Regions from separate parts of the Homo sapiens genome. Here region 2 is linked to region 1. A link is a loop called in an ENCODE intact Hi-C map of the cell type or tissue named here. Cell type or tissue: PC-3. All regions are shown on one strand. Links, peaks and the distances in the headings refer to the core of each region. The heading gives the core; the rest is flanking DNA. Region 1 overlaps FIP1L1 (factor interacting with PAPOLA and CPSF1). Region 2 overlaps SCFD2 (sec1 family domain containing 2).

Evidence for each region. A loop is a pair of places that touch in the nucleus more often than their neighbours do. Peaks named below come from ENCODE experiments on the same cell type or tissue, not always from the same donor. Only the 100,000 strongest peaks of a DNase experiment are listed, where the experiment ranks them.
Region 2: it touches region 1 in a loop (3-fold over the local background); 2 of 110 quality-filtered maps call a loop at or near these places.

What each region holds. Positions count from the first base shown.
Region 1 is chr4:53,451,933-53,460,276 of GRCh38, reverse strand. It overlaps FIP1L1 (factor interacting with PAPOLA and CPSF1), which reads right to left. Exons shown (of 18, transcript NM_030917.4): 16 at 7,144-7,357; 17 at 1,487-1,624; 18 at 1-975. The coding sequence ends at 828. It overlaps LNX1 (ligand of numb-protein X 1), which reads left to right. Exons shown (of 11, transcript NM_001126328.3): 11 at 1-976. Among named protein-coding and RNA genes, the nearest start is that of LNX1-AS1, 44 kb to the left of the region's middle. In PC-3, for the core only: no CTCF peak of the experiment used is centred there; DNase peaks (open chromatin) are centred at 546 and 4,336; H3K4me3 peaks cover 419 bases; H3K27ac peaks cover 2,139 bases.
Region 2 is chr4:53,310,577-53,318,920 of GRCh38, reverse strand. SCFD2 (sec1 family domain containing 2) reads left to right here. Exons shown (of 9, transcript NM_152540.4): 3 at 5,158-5,285. Among named protein-coding and RNA genes, the nearest start is that of SCFD2, 51 kb to the left of the region's middle. In PC-3, for the core only: CTCF peaks have their summits at 5,036 and 5,238 (motif pointing left); no DNase peak of the experiment used is centred there.

The DNA.
Region 1 (8,344 bases), core at 149-8,148:
TTAGTAAGAAATGGCTAAAGCTCTTTTTTTCCACAATCGTTAGTAACTGTATAAAAACTCATGCTGCTCCACCAGTGGGCCTTGGAAAATGCATCAAGAAGGCCAAACCAGCTTGACCCTGGCTCACAGACATGGTCATGAGGCGATTTAAATTTGTGCCACAATGAAGAGTGTGTGTACACATGCCTCCTAGAAACTACACTATGGGTAATTAATTAATTTATTTCATAGAGGCCACCCAGATGCCTTATAGGTTTTATTAATTTGGATATGAAAGTGTACCCCATTTGGTTTCACCAGGAACCCAAATTTAGAATATTGAAAAGCCATCAAAAAGTTGTGATATCAAAAATGTATGAGTCTCTTAATATACTAAGCAAGAGTGTCACAGCAGTAATGATAAAGACTAGTTTTAATCTCAAGCCTTAGAGGGGCCCTTTGTTGCCTTTTGTGATGCAGCCTCTTAAGAGAGTGGTGTTTGATTAACAAAAAAACTGTGGCCCAAGTGGAACCCTTGACCTTTTCTCAGATAATCTGTGTATGTACACAGCTAACACAGCTCTTTAGATTCCCTGTTAAGTGACTCATTCACATTCCTTTCTTGGATATAAAGTCATTGCTGTCTTTTTATTTTTGAAATAGTACAAGACAAAGATTTTTAACTTAACATGAAAAATTCACTCTTTTATTTTGGAAAAAAAGTTAACTTTTCATACTAACAAACAGAACAAGATTTAAGGTAAATTTCTTAAACATTATCCAGAAAAATAACAAGATTTATAGTATCTACTTCTGGTACTAATATACACAAAAGGCCAAAACCATGCCTATTCTGCAGGTGTAGCTTCGGTGCTCTCCTGTTCAGGGGCAGGCTCACTGCCCGCTTCTTTTCCTTCTTTGCTTCTTTTAGATTTTTTGTGTTTGTGTCTCCTGTGACTATCTCCTTCTTCACTTTCATGGCGACGTCTACTATTACTGGAAAAAAAAAAAAAAAAAAAAGGTGTGTTCTGTTTAAATACACAATCAGTGACAAAAATCCAATCACTCTAAGGAAATTCTCAATATAACACTGGGTTTAAAATAATCTAATGCATTTTCTCATAAATATAATGTGAGGAATAATCAGTTTTATGTGACTTTTATGCAGGGATTGTATTTATTTTATAGGGCCATCTTCACTGATATTATCTCAGATTCCCAGTGCCTATACACAGCTTCTGAAATGCATATTATAATATACAGTAACAAATTAGAAACAGGCATTAACTCAAAACCGGAAATACTGTATAGGGTTGATTTTTGGCAAACAATAGGTATTTTGTTTAATGCTTTTTTAAAAAAATTTGAGACAAGGCCCTGAATTTTTCTTTAATGAAACCAAGCAAGACTGGTTCATAGGCCAAAATTTCCCCTCTTCCAATGCGACAATGTAGTAAGTCAAAATCTCTCACATACTATTGGTTCACTATTTTATTAAAGAGCAAACCTTCGAGAAGACTTATGTCTGGTTTCCTCTTTCTCCCTGTGTCGTCTTTCTCTATGTCGTTCTTCTTTTTCTCGACTTGCTCTGTGACGCTCATAACCTCTTTCTGCATATTCCCTGTATCTGTATCGTTCTTCATCGCTGAAATTGAAATAGAAATGTTTTCTTGACAACTGGACCATTAATTCTGAATGGATTCAAACTGTAAAAGAGATGTGATCTGCAGTCCAAATCCAAAATCCTCACATTAGCATCTTTTATAACATTAGTGAGGAAGAAATATTCGTTGAATTGAGAGGAAAATAATGCTTGTTCTCAAAATAGCACTAGAGCTAAGAATATAAATATATAATAATTACACATGTTAAATGACCAATTTTGTTCTGTGCTTTCATAGCTGTTAAAAAGATTTAATATAACAATGCTTTGGTTTTTTCATTTCTTGAAAAAGTGAGATCTGCAACTGATTTAAATTGTTATCAGCTTTTAAAATTTTTGCTCCTTTTAGAATTAAAATAGTATTTGTATATCTCAGATTTCTAATCAATATTCTTGGAAAGTCTTGGACATACGTTTAACATTATAAAAATACACGACTCACAATTACTACAAAACAGAAAGCAAATAAGTTTTTAAACTTTAGGTTTATTACTAAATATTCATCAAATAGAGAAGTATAAAAATAAAGAACAGAGACATCAAAGCAACTTCTACAGCATCCATACAAAATGCAGATTGGACATACCTGCATTCTGACATCCTAATTACATCTGTGTGGGCAGGGGGGCTACATGGCTAATAATTTCAACTGCATAAATAGAAGCTGCATCTCCATTTTCTGATTTTGGATTGAATTACACAGACTGGTGAAACTGAGACTAATGGCTAGAGTTAGAGGGTGGTCTTTCTTTACCTCCCTAGACTTCTTTTCCTTTCATGTCCTTTAACTGACATTCTCTTTCCATCTTTCTCTTTATCCTTCAAGTCTCTTATTTCTTCCTTTTTCTTTTTTTATGTTTAGCATAGAAGTCAACACTTTCTACAACTTAACATCAGTAAATTCACTTAGAATAAAATAATCTTTTAGAAGAATATGCTGAAGAGCTTTGATTTCTAGAAGTGTTTAATATGAATTATGAAAGTAGTAATTTGTATGAAACATCAAGATGGTAAGGAATCTCAGGGTTTAACATAGTCAGGTGACAACTATAAGCCATGTTTTAAAAGACATGTCAGCCTGTGTTCTAGCAAAAGTAATGATTCATTAATGCTATGCTTAATGCCCAATTGTACTGCTGACCAAGTTATTATCTGTGATACATTAAAATTTTAGAATCTTATTTAAAAAAACAGAAAATGTATTAATATACACATTTGCACATATTTGTATATGTATTTCCACTATTTTTTTCTACCCATAAATATGTACTTTTGTATTTGGAGTGTGGAGGCATGTCACCTGAAAAGTAACATGCCATGCCAGTCAGTAGAGAGGAGCAGAAAGAGTACAAGTGGAGTACACACAGGATCACATCCTGATTTTGCCACTTACTAAATGAGTGACCGAGGCTATTACCTATTACCTCTCTAAACCTCGGTTTTCTCACCTGTAAAATTGCCAACAGTCTTTTTCAAGACTTCTTACAGAACTGACAACATTTATAAAGTGCTTGGTATGAGAGTAGGCACTCAATAAATGACAGTCCTTGGTGAATTTAATGCTTAATTTTTTCAGAAGCAGAACTTTTTAGTATCATGTCTTCAAGTAGAATAAACTAGCACCATAGGAAATAAATATAGTTAACTTCTCTCAAAAAATGAGGCTTTTCAATGACTCCAACTAGATTTACATAAAAATAGTTAAAGTCAATTATCTCATAATGTGTCATTTGTTAACTCTTTTTCCTCTTACCCTAAAACCAGCTCTTGTTGAACCTGGAGCCTTTAGATTCTGAAAGCAGCCCTGTGATGGGAACCTTATAACAGATGGTAGAAGATTGGGTCCTACACACAAAATATAAAGACCCTCCTCCTTCCATCCCCTTTTCTGATAAGTGGCTGAACCACAAAGGTTTCTCTGGACCTGGAAATTATTAGAGTTCATTTCAAACATCCTAGAATGACCAGCCTTCTTTCTGGCCCATAATTAAGCTCCCTAAAAAACAGAAGTTGAAACTGGCCTGTAATTTTCAAAACAATGGCCCTGTAATTTGTAAAGCAACATATACTACATGCCATACTGCTAAAATACCAGCCTTCAGAAACCTTTACTTATACTTCACTTGGATTTTCCAGAGTGTAATTTTTTCCTGGGATAATTCAGAACAACTCAAAATTCCTCCACTTTTTGCCTCTGTGGCCTTAAACATTTTAGTCAAATTTAGGTAAACATTGACTCCTAATGCCCTACAGTTCAGCAACCTGAATATCAAATGTGGTTTAAACATTAACACTTTTTAAGTTTCAATAAAAACTCAGTAATATCTGTGCATGTATTTGAAGCAGAAGAATTAGAGGATTTAGCCAAATCTTCTATAAACAATGTGTTATTTATGCAAAGAAAATTTATGAGTCCTGCTTGGCAAAGCAATTTATTTTACTCTTATTTCCTATCAAGTTTTGCATTAAGTTCCTTACTTATAAACATGTACATTCTAGAGACAGCAATGCTATCTCACATATATTCATTTCCACATTAGAAACAATTTGACTTTCTGGAAAGTAATGCCCTTGAACTTAGAAGAATCATGCACTTAATTGGCTAAAGTCAACAGCACATTTCCAATTGGCTAAAGTCAACAGCACATTTCCCACCAAGCAAACACAAATCATATACTCATGCACACACACGCATGTGTCATAGTGTTTACTTACTTGGTCAATAAAATTTTATTAAGTGCCTACAATGTATAAGTCATATTAGCAGGAGCCAAAGGACGGAAAAAAGATGAGTAAATCCTCATCAGTTCCTTCTTGTGCATTTTTTTTTGGTAAAGTTTTAAGCTACCGACCAGTCCTAGACAGCTTGACAATATGAGAGGTCTTCAAAAAGTTCACGGAAAATGCATACTATGAAAAAATTATGCATCGATATCAATTTTTTTTGCACCAAAATAAACTCAGTAATTTGTTATAATATCTCTGAACAGGATCTAGTTTGAGGCACTAGTGTAACTGTTTAGGGGTACCATAAGCCGCATCCAGGTAAGTCAACAAACTTAATAAATGTACATGTTCTTGACCGATCCACTGTTCAGGTCATCTCTTTCCTCTCCTTGGGTCTCCCTATTCCCTGAGAAACAATAATGTTGAAATGAGGCCAATTAATAACCCTACAATGGCCTCTACGCCTTCAAGTGAAAGGAAGAATTGCACATCTCTCATTTTAAATCAAAAGCTAAAAATGATTAAGCTTTTAAAAAATGAGGAAGCTTGAAGAGGAAGGCATGTCAAAAGTAATGATAGGCTGAAGTCTAGCCCTCATGTGCCAAACAGACAAGTTGTCAAGCCAAAGAAAAAGCTATTGAAGAAAATTAAAAGTGCTACTCCAGTGAACACATGAATGGTTAAGAAAATGAAAACAGCATTATTGCTGATATGGAGAAAGTTTTAGTGTCTGGATAGAAGAACAAACCAGCCACACAACATTCCCTTAAACCAAAGCCTAATCCAGAGCAAAGCCCAATTCTTTTCAATTTTATGAAGACAGAGATAGGTGAGGGAGCTGCAGAAGAAATGGAAGCTAGCAGAGGTTAGTTGGTTTGTAAGGATTAAGGAAAGACACTATCTATATAACATAAAAGTACAAGGTGAAGCAGTAACTGCTGATGTAGAAGCTACACCAAGCTATCCAGAAGATCTAGCTAAAATCACTGATGAAGGTAGCTCCACTAAGCAACACATTTTTAATGTAGACCAAATAGCCTTATACTGGAAGAAGATGCCATCAAGACTTTCATAGCTAGAGAGGAGAAGGCAATGCCTGGCTTCAAAGTTTCAAAGGACAGGCTCACTCTCTTGTTTCCTAATGCATTGTTCCTTAATGTAGCTGGTGTTTTTAAGTTGAAGTTGGTGCCCATTTACCACCCTGAAAATCCTGGAGTCCTTAGAATTATGGTAAATCGACTTAGAATTATGGTAAATCGACTCTGCCTGTGCTCTATCAATGGAACACCAAAGCCTGAATGGCAGCACATCTGTTTACAGGATGGTTTACTGAATATTTTAAGCATTCTGAACAAACTCTGTTTTTTCCTAACAATAGTAATACTCACTGGGGATGGTGGAAAGCTCCTCCTTCTCATTAAAGGATGCAATTCCATTACATTATTTTCAAAATTTGCGGTATATGTATACAGTCAAGTGTCAGTTAATGACAGGGATATGTTCTGAGAAATGCATTATTAGGTGATTTCATTGTTGTGCAAACACCACAGAGTGTACTTACACAAACTTTGATGGTACAGCCTATTATACACTAGGTGATATGTTATAGCCTATTGCTCCTGGGCTTCAAATCTGTACAGCATATTACTGCACTGAATTCTGTAGAAAATTTTAACACAATGGTGTTTGTGTATCTAAACAAAAGATACAGTAAAAACAGTATTGTAATCTTATGAGACCACTGTTGTACATGTGGTTTGCACTGACAGAATATAAATAACTAAAATCAGGATGAAAATTTTTTAAAACACATACAAGAAAAATTTCCTTAAACATTAAAACTTAACACATAAGTGTGTTGCAGGAAAGACTAATAGGAAAACCCACTTAAAAAGTTTTAAGATTATGAAACTTTTACATTAGAACAAAATTCTTTGAGGGAAGTGGTACAGAAGTAAAAATTTGAATACAAAAAGAAATGTAAAATTTCCAATTCTTAAAGAGAGACTATTTGTACATTTTCTTTAAAAAATGGATAATTTTGGAAAATCACTATAGTGTTTTTAATCCACTGGATATATTTTAAGAGAGTGAGCCTGGGCAACACAGCAAGATCCTGACTCTACAAAAAATTTTAAAAATCAGCCAAGCATGGTGATGCATGACTGTAGTCTTAGCTACTTGAGAGGCTAGGCCAGGAGGATCACTTGAGCCCAGGACTTCCTACGTTAGGGAACAATGCATTGGGAAACAAGAGAGTCAGCCTGTCCTTTCAAACTCTGAAGCCAGGCACTGAGTTCTCTTCTCTAGCTCTGAAAGTCTTAGATGGCATCTTCTTCCAATGTAAGAGTGCAGTGAGCTATGATCATGCCACTGAACTCCAGCCAGCCTGGATGACAAAGCAAGACCGTCTCTAAAAATAGAATAATAATAGAAGTGGTGATAATTTTCTTTTTAAATATTAATATTTATAATACACTGGAAATATCTATATGGTCAACTAATTTAAGCTTAAGATGAAAAACTTAGATGGCAAGATAAAAATAAATGAAGGGGTAGAAAATTCTTTTAAGAGATAAGTAAACAAACAAATTTAAGGACTACTGTTCAAGGTAATGGGAAGCCTCTAATCCTTTATCATTTTAAGATGGCTTTCCTATGTACTCCCTGAGCATCTCTTTTCCAAGTGAACTGAAATTCACTTCCTCATAACGAAAATAAATTTGTAAGTGCTTATAAAATACATAGTATAAACTCCTGCACACCCAACAAACCTGTTGAAAACACTTGGTGTAGGACTGTGATCACGCTCCCTCTCTCTCTCTCTGGTGCGTTCTCTTTCTCTGTCCCGATCACGGTCTCGCTCTCTGTCTCTGTCTCTCTCTCTATCTCGGTCTTTCTCTCTTCTGGCATAATAGTCCCACTGCTTGCTGGTGTCCACAAGACTAGGCCACGAAGGAGCAGAACCAGGAAGATGGGGAAAGGCAACTAAAGAAAAAACACGATTAAAAACAAACGTTATGGTACTTTAAAAAAACAAAATGCCCACCAAAAATGTGTCATGAGATTATAATAGAAATTCATTTTATAAATAGAAAAGAGAAATATCACATGGTGAATGAATACCCACAGTATCGGGAAGATCCAGAAACAAATCTTAAAAACCTAACATATAAAGACCCTTCATTATACAAGGTGAACAGGAATCAGAATTAGGTTGACCACAAACTTCCCAATATAAAAAATGGAAACCAGAATACACTGGGACATCTTCAAAGTGTTGAGAGGAGGCCAGGCGCGATGGCTTACGCCTGTAATCCCAACGCTTTGGGAAGCCAAGGCGGGCAGATAACTTGAGGCTAGGAGTTTGAGACCAGCCTGGTCAACATGGTGAAACCCCGTCTCTATTAAAAATATAAAAATTTGCCGGGCATGGTGGTGCATGCCGGTAATCCCGGCTATTTGGGAGGCTAAGGCAGGAGAATCACTTGAACCCGGGAGGCGGAGGTTACAGTGAACAGAGATCATGTCACTGCACTCTAGCCTGGGCGACAGAGTGAGACTATCTCAAAAAAAGAAAAAAAAAAAGTGTTGAGAAAAAAATTTCAACCTAGAAAAGTGTACTCAACAATATTTTATTTCAAGATTCAAACAGCCTTTGTAAACATCAACAAAAAAATAAGCAAAACTTACAACCAACAGACTTTACCAAAAGAATGTCTATCATGCCAGGTGCAGTGGCTCATGCCTGTAATCCCAACACTTTGGGAGGCCGAGGTGGGTGGATCATGAGATCAGGAGTTCAAGACCAGCCTGGCCAAGATGGTGAAACCCTGTCTCTACTAAAAATACAAAAATTAGCAGGGTGCGGTGGCAGGTGCCTGTAATCGCAGCTACTCGGGAGGCTGAGGCAGGAGAATGGCATGAACCTGGGAGGCGGAGCTTGCAGTGAGCCGAGATTGCACCACTATACTC
Region 2 (8,344 bases), core at 309-8,308, 140 kb after region 1:
TTGGATTTAAGGAGCTTCAGATAATAGTTTAGCTCAGGAGATGAGGATCAAATGAGATATAAGAAGTTTTGTAAATTCTGAAATGCTTTTGAAATAGAATGGAGTGATGGTATTTGAAACTATATTTAACATTGTATTTTATTCACCTTTCAAAAATTTTCCTTAATTTGGCCATCAGGGGAAAAAAAAAAACAACTCTTTTAGGGTGGGCCTGATTATCAAAAAGATGTTGACCAGCTGTTCCTGAACTTAAGATAAAAGATTAAGCTAGATGAATGAGATTTATAGTAGAGCACAAAGGGTTTAGGTTTAAATAGAGTCCAATCAGAGTTTTGATTTGTTTGAAGCTGTAGTGTTTTTCTCAGGAATATTATAAATTTTTCTTTAGGTGCTTTTAAAAACTAAAAATAGATTTTTCATCTGTCTGTATTGGGTTAGGTAGAGTCCTGCTGAAGATATAAAGATGATTAATATCTTTATATTAGCAAACCTCTAATGTTTGCTTCTGACCCAAGAGTTGTACAACCATTTAATAAGTCAGTCTGGAAATAGAATATAGAATCTGAACTCCTTGTAAAAGTAATAACTGTAGTTTTAAAAGGTCCTGCAGAATTTTACAATAATTAAATTGAAGAGATAAGCTGAAACAAAAGTCATTGCTTAAAAGTCTTTGTAAGAAAAACACTAACTTTCTATAGCTGTCTGTTTTGAAGTAAGCTATAGTAAAGTTCTCAATTTTATTCCTGAAAAATAAAAATTATTTACATCAACTTGTCATATATAAGGAGATTGCTTGCATTGGAGTTTTCAGTGTGTATGAATTCTACATTATCTATTGTTGACCTTTTCATATTAGAAAATGAAGTCGCTGACAGTGATTGTACATATATGTACACAAGTAGTGGGGGAAGACCACTGCAGTTCTACAAAAGGCTTCCTTCTATATCTTACAAGAAAATTCTGCCCTTTGATTTTTCTTTTATTACTACTGCTGCTGCTACTACTACTGCTGTAGCACTTGTGTGTCAGGATTTGTTCTAGGTGCTTTAGATGTATTAGCCCATTTGATTCTTATAACAGCTTACTGAATATGTACTATTACCATCCCCATTTAGGAGAGGAGAAAACATGTACAGAGAGAAGAAGCCCTCCTAGGGACATAGAGCTAGTAGGTGGCAAAATGGCACCTTGTGTTGTTTGGTCCAGAACCTATGCCCCTGCCACTCTGCAGTCTTGCCTAGTAATAATCTACCACACTGGCCGTTGCATATAGTCCTCTCTGTATTGCTTATTTCCCCAGTAGGAAAACAGAAAGTTTTGCACAGTTGGAGATGATAAAGATTTACGTATAATCCGCTATTGCAATTATAGTATGGATTTCAATTAACTTTTCTTGACATAAAGTTTAATATCAGGAGTTGATTTCATGTGAAAATTCAATTGTATGAAATACTGCCTATTGGATCAACTTTTATGAGCATATTAGAGAAAGGCAGTGACTTAACTACCATGCTCAACTCAGATGCTGATATAGGTGTATGTGTGTGAATTACCACATTGCAGTAATAGAGTGACTTGGTGAAGAAGTGGGTGCAGGAGACAAAAAAAATACCAGTAAGTATGACTTTGACCTTCTTCAGTGCCAATTATTCAGAGAACCTTAATTAACTTGTAAATGTTCCCTTGATAAACTTAAAATGACCATGTGTAATGTGAAGTTAGTATGACGTGTTTAGAAAACTGTTTAGGACAGGAAGCAGGCATTAGGAACTCTCACACATATCTAGACATTCAGAATTTTTTTTTTTTTTTTTGACATGGAGTCTCGTTCTGTTGCCTAGGCTGGAGTGCAGTGGTATGATCTTGGCTCACTGCAACCTCTACCTCCCGGGTTCAAACGATTCTCCTGCCTCAACCTCCTGAGTAGCTGGGATTATAGGCGCACACCACCACTCCCGGTTAATTTCTGAATTTTATTAGGGGCGGGGTTTCTCCATGTTGGTCAGGCTGGTTTCAAACTCCTGACCTTGTGATCTGCCTGCCTTGGCCTCCCAAAATGCTGGAATTACAGGTGTGAGCCACTGCGCCCGGCCCAGAATTGTTTATATCAGCAAAACAATTTTTAAGAAAACATGACCTGAGTATGTATCACTGTTAGAGATCATGGAAACTTTGTATTTCTTCTAAAATATTTTAATAGACAAGAGCCAGATAGTACAAGCTTCAAGTGACTTTAGTACATCTGCACTAATCAAGATTGTATGAATAAGCATACTCAGTGTAATTAAGTAAGTGAATTCATCCAATATATCACAAACTCCTGAACATAGTGAATTAAAGACCATGAATATAAGACAATACCACTTATAACAACAGTAATACTAGTAACAACTACAACCACCACCACACAACTTACATTTATTGTGAATCAGGAAAGTGCTTTAAATGAATTATATTATTTAATCCTACAACAATCCTGTGAATTCACTATTATAACTTCCAACTCCACAGATACCAAAAAGAGAGCATTAATTATGTGCACAGTTACACAATTAACAAGTATCATTTATTCAGTATTTACTGAGTGTACCCACCAGAGATCTGCACTGTTCTAGGTAGTGAAGAATTAGCAATGAGTAAAACAAAGTCCCTGCCTTCATAGAAGGACCCCACCTTTTATGAGAGAGACAGACAACAAATAAACATGGAAACATAATAAGTCAGCTGGTAATTAGAATTATGTAGAACAGTAAAGCCCAGTAAGTAGACAACAGAGTGCTAGCATAAGATGCTGTGATAGGCAATGTCACTTTTTTAAGCAGGGCAGTAAGGGGAGACCTCTCTGATAAGGTGATGTTTTAGCAGATACCTGGAGGGAGAGAGAGATTTGTAGAAAGAGTGTTCCTCTGCTTGGAATACGGGAGAAGAATGGTCTAGGAGGCCATGTATTTGGAGTGGGTGAGGAGGAGCATGGTTGGAGTTCGAACCCAGATTTATCTGACTGCGGAGTCCATAAACCACTACACCAATCTGATGGGGCAACCACAACGTTACCTAACTTACTGTGATTTTAGAGATGAATTAGCCAGATACATATTCTCATGGAAAAGAGGAGGGTAGTGACATTCTACTCTGAAAGTTCTGGGTTGCGTTGAGACTTATGTGAGAAATCCCTGTGTTTTGTGGAGAGATATTGTTGAGACTAGAGAACAATTATGAAGCATAAGTTTGGGAAACTGGGATTGTAACTCCCATGCTCAGAATTCTTCCATGGTTCTTCAATTGCCTGCAGAGCTTTAGAGAAATTAAGTAACTTTCTGAAAGCCTCATAGCAAACAGACCTCCTTTTGAATTATGATAAAGACTGTATTCATAACTGCTGAGCTATGCTGTTCTTCTCAAAGTGTGAAATCAATCACATGCTCCTTGGCTTCCTGTCACCTACATATCAAAGTTGACATGACTTGGCAAGGAATGCAGAACCCCCAGAGTGTGGCTGCACCTTCTTTTATGCTCTCCTTCCACTGCCCCTCCCCGTGCACCTTGGCATGCAACAGAACAGTGCTCCTCAGGGTCATGTTCCTAGGATTTTTTGCATTCTGAAATGTCCTTCTTTCTCTTGTTTTGTAACCAAGATTTTATATCTTTCTTGAAGGCTTTTTTTTTTTTTTTTTGCCATTTTCCTTCCCAGATTGAGTTTTAACTTCTTCCCAGGCTGCTTTTAGAGCTTATGTATCTTTGTACTTGCTCATCATTTCCAGTAGAAATCATTCCTTCAGTCCCTATCCTCCCAGCTAGGATTATGCTTGCATAAACACCTATGCAAGCATTGACCATGGCTTTTATTACCACACTTTTTTAGTAATTTATTTGCTTTTGTATCTGCCTTGTCTTCTAAACTATGCCATTCAAAGCTTTTTAAAAATCTGTATCCCAACCAAATACAGGGCTTGGCATGTAGTTTACCTGCTTACTTAAATTAAACTTAAGAATATTAGATGCAGAGTTATAATGATGACAGATTTGATCAGATTAAAACAAGTGGAGTATGTTGAGCAGTAATATTAGTTCATTATGGAAAGATACATGATAATAAAAACTATTCAATGAAAGATTATAATGTGTCAGGCATTAAACTCAGTGTAAAAATACATCATTCTATTATTCAATATCCAATTCAAATTTGGAAGATATGTCTTATTAGGTATAACTTTAAAACTAAATTAAAATCTTAATAGATGTAACTTTAAAACTAAATTAAAAATGTATTTATTTTTGAACTATTACTAAGTGGATAGTAGGAGAGTGAGTAGGGCTTTAATTGGAGGAAAAAGTCTTTAGAAAGGGACAGAAGTCATCCTTGTTTCTTTGTATTCAGTTTTTAAAACGTTACTACAAATGTGTATACTTGGCTACATGGCAGAGATCTTCCGGAAAGAACACTGCCCTCATTTATAATTTGGACATAGCATGTTGGGTGAGACAGAGGGCTATTGGAGAAGTGAGCCCAGATGAGACCTTGCATATAATGCAGTGCTTCGTGCTGTTATCAACGGTTAATTGTAAAGGTTTTAGTAAGTACCATCCTTCCAACCTAAGGCCCAAAGTGGGATACTTCAGGCCATGGCTACTTAGCATAATTCCTGATTTTCATTTAGTAGGAAGCCTACTAATTAGGAAGTCTGTTGAGTAATTTTTGAATGAAATGCTCATTGCTGATTGCTTTGTTTCTTGGACAAGTATTTAATCTCGAATTGATATAGTGCTTATAATCACTGATAAATCATTTTGAGACTTGCATTTAATTTTGGCTTATATAACATTTATATTACTCTAGTGATGTTGAGTTGAATTCTGAAAGATTTAAGTGCAAAATCTTTGAAAAAATTTATCACATAGTTTTCCCACACTTCTCATCACACAGTACAGCTTTTCTTCCCTTTTTTTCACTTGATTTTATTGTTTCCTTAATTTCTCAATATTTTCTGCCAATTATGTGAATTAGACATTCTTTATTTAATCCTAATACTTAGAGTCTATCAGTAGGAAAGACTACATTAATGCTCAAAAATATATTTTAAAAAGTATTTTGCTTTCAACCCTTTCCAGTATCCAGTAGAAATTTATTCTAAAGCTCTTTTTGTGATTTTCCTGCAGTGACACCACAGCCAAAGCCCTATGGGAAGCTTTACTGAACACTAAGCACAAAGAGGCAGTGATGGAAGTTCGGAGACATCTAGTGGAAGCGGCAAGCAGAGAAAACCTGCCAATCAAGATGAGTATGGGTAAGCCTAAACCTAGGACACAGGCAGCCTCTGAGGAAGCTTATTTAAACCTGTTCTGAATTGTGGGCCAAGCTAGCCAACATGGAATCTAGGCCAAAGTAGTAACGACTTTTGTATACTGTTGAAAGAATAGGGAAGGAATATGTGCACGCTGCCCTTGGGCTCAGCAATGACCACTTTTCTTAGACTCAGCTTTGGGAACTCTCTAGGAGAGTTTTTGCTTACAAAGAATAATTATTTTAGTTTCTTATTGATCTATTTTAGAACTGTCAAAATTGGTCTGGACTACCTCTCCTTAATTCTATTCCAACCCTACTCCCTTTTTTCCCCCATTCTTCCCCTATTACCCCACTTATGGTGGGTAAAAGTTCTCTTATTACTTTCGAATTAGTGACTGAAATGGTACTGAGAAAAGAATTGAGCAGTCAGACATGGTCTGGCCTAGTCCCTCACCCTTAGAGTCCTAATTGTCAAGTCACATCAGCGTTATTTCTTCTTCACCAGGAATTACATACCTAATTTTTCTATTTCTTGTTTTTTTTCACATCCATCTTTGTCTTTGGTATTAGATGAATATGATTGCAATGGAATTTAAGTTTTAAATGGCTTTTTTTCTTTTGATCAAAAAGTCAGAGAACCACAGAAGTAATGCGTTGATTTTAGAAAAAAAATTTGGCTTTTAATTTTTTTGTTTTAAAAAATATTAAATAATTTTATTGATACAGAAATATTTAAATATGGATATTGAATCTGGTTAATAGGTAGAATTTGTTTCTGGAAGTTTGCAAAATTTTATTTTTCTCTTTTAAAAATAAGGTTTCTCTCTTATAATCTGTTCTTAGGTATTCAGTAAATATTAGTACATTTTATTGGATGGGAAAATTTTTCTTTGCTGAGATTCATAGGCCAAGTTCTTGATTACACATGGGGGCAAAAATCAAACTAAGTTGAAATAGAACAAAATTTGAAAGTAGCAGAATATGGATGAATCTAGGAAGAAAAATGTTACAGGGTTATAACATGAAAAGAATATGACTTTTAGTGTATTAGGTAACTATATTTGAGGGCTGCAAGGAACATAATGATGATAAGAAAAGTGAAATAACTAACCATTATTGAGAACTTACAGTATGCTAGGTCTTTGGACTGTTTATATGTGTTATCTTATTTCATTCTTAGAGTAATTCTATGAAACAGGTACTATTAGTATCCCATTTTGCAGGTAGGGAAACTGAAACAGAAAAATAAGTTGCCCAAGGCCATATATCTGATAAGTGGTAGGACTGGAATTCAAATCCAAGAATTTTGATGCCACGTAATATGCACTTTATTTATAAAATCATCCTAATTTGTACAGCCAATGCCGGAAGTGGTTTTGAAGGGTGAGAGCTCTTTTACTAGTTTTGAATTAATAAATGAACTGTCATACTAAAAACAATTTAGCAGACAGACATGCCCTAGCCTGGTCCCTCACCCTTAGAGTGGGTCTCAAATTTGCTGCACTGAGATATCCTGGCACTTGACTATTAATTGTCTTTCCTTTCTTCCTCCTTTCTTCCTTCCTTCTGTCCCTCCATCTCCCATCCCCTTCTCTCCTTTCCTTTCCATAGCCCTAGGTACACATTAGTAACAAGTGTATTTACCTCATTGAGTGTCTTATTCTTAAGTATGTTGAAACAAGAACTAATTAATATTGTGAATCGGCCGGACGCAGTGGCTCTCGACTATAATCCTAGCACTTTGGGAGGCCGAGGCAGGCGGATCACGAGATCAAGAGACTGAGACCCTCCTGGCCAATATGGTGAAACCCTGTCTCTACTAAAAATACAAAAATTAGCTGGGTGTGGTGGCGCGCACCTGTAGTCCCACCTACTCAGGAGGCTGAGGCAGGAGAATAGCTTGAACCCAGAAGGCAGAGGTTCCAGTGAGCTGAGATTGCGCCACTGCACTCCAGCCTGGCAACAGAGTGAGACACCGTTTAAAAAAAAAAAATTGTGAATCAAGGAAAGTAGGAATGCACAAAGGGTCTTCATGCTAAGGTTAATTTATATTGTGTTTCAGTGATACAACATTATGATACTATCACAGAGCATAAATCAGTTTCTATTGCTCGATTCAGGACTCTTAAAAGAGCAACAAACTACTTTTCTAAAGGGCCGTATCTTTGAAAAATAAGCAGAGCCACAAATTTTTAAAAAGGACAGGTAATCCCATAAGCAATTCACATTTAAATGTTTGAGTTTTCTGTCAATCAAAAAAAAAAATTTTTTTTAAGATAGAATTGTTTGCTTTATTCCACAACTCTAGATAGGGGCTGGGGTGAGAGTGGGAGGAAGAAAGAAGGAAAAAAACAGAGGATTGTTAGCAAACTTCTGTTGTAAGAAGGACCAAAAAGATTGATTCAAAGCATACTCCAACCATGTGCCCACTACTCTTTAGTAACAGATAACACAGTATGGCTGCCCATTTTTGCTTCATATCACTAGCCGGAATTTCTTGGGTCTCATTTTCATATATAAACAGATTCATAACTATGAACAGTAAGGAAGAGAACTGGAACTTGTAAACATAATAAAACATTGATTTTTGAAAACTGTCTATCATATAGCTTATCATATAGCATTTAAAACTATAACATATATTTTAAACTATGCACAATTCTCCCATCCTTGCTATAGTTTCTACTGAAGTATAAATTTTTCTGACTGTGATAAAGGCTTCTAGTATTTTTGAGATGTTAAACAGATTTTAATTATAGACTCACGATTCCCTTGTATTTAAATTTATGGGGAGGGATCCCATGATTGAAACCTCATATCTTAAATATAAAATTTCTCAGTACAAGGTAAATTCATGTTAAAACGTTATGAGCACCAAGAGAAATAAACATCATCTACTTAAAGGAAAAATGTTTAATTGCTAAAAGACAGAGAAAAATTCATTTTATTATTGCACATATAAACATGTCATCCTTCTGAGAGCTTGTTATTAAATTGTCAGTTAACTAAATAGATATGTTCCAGAAAAGTGACTTTGAAAACACTGAAATGCAGTTGTAT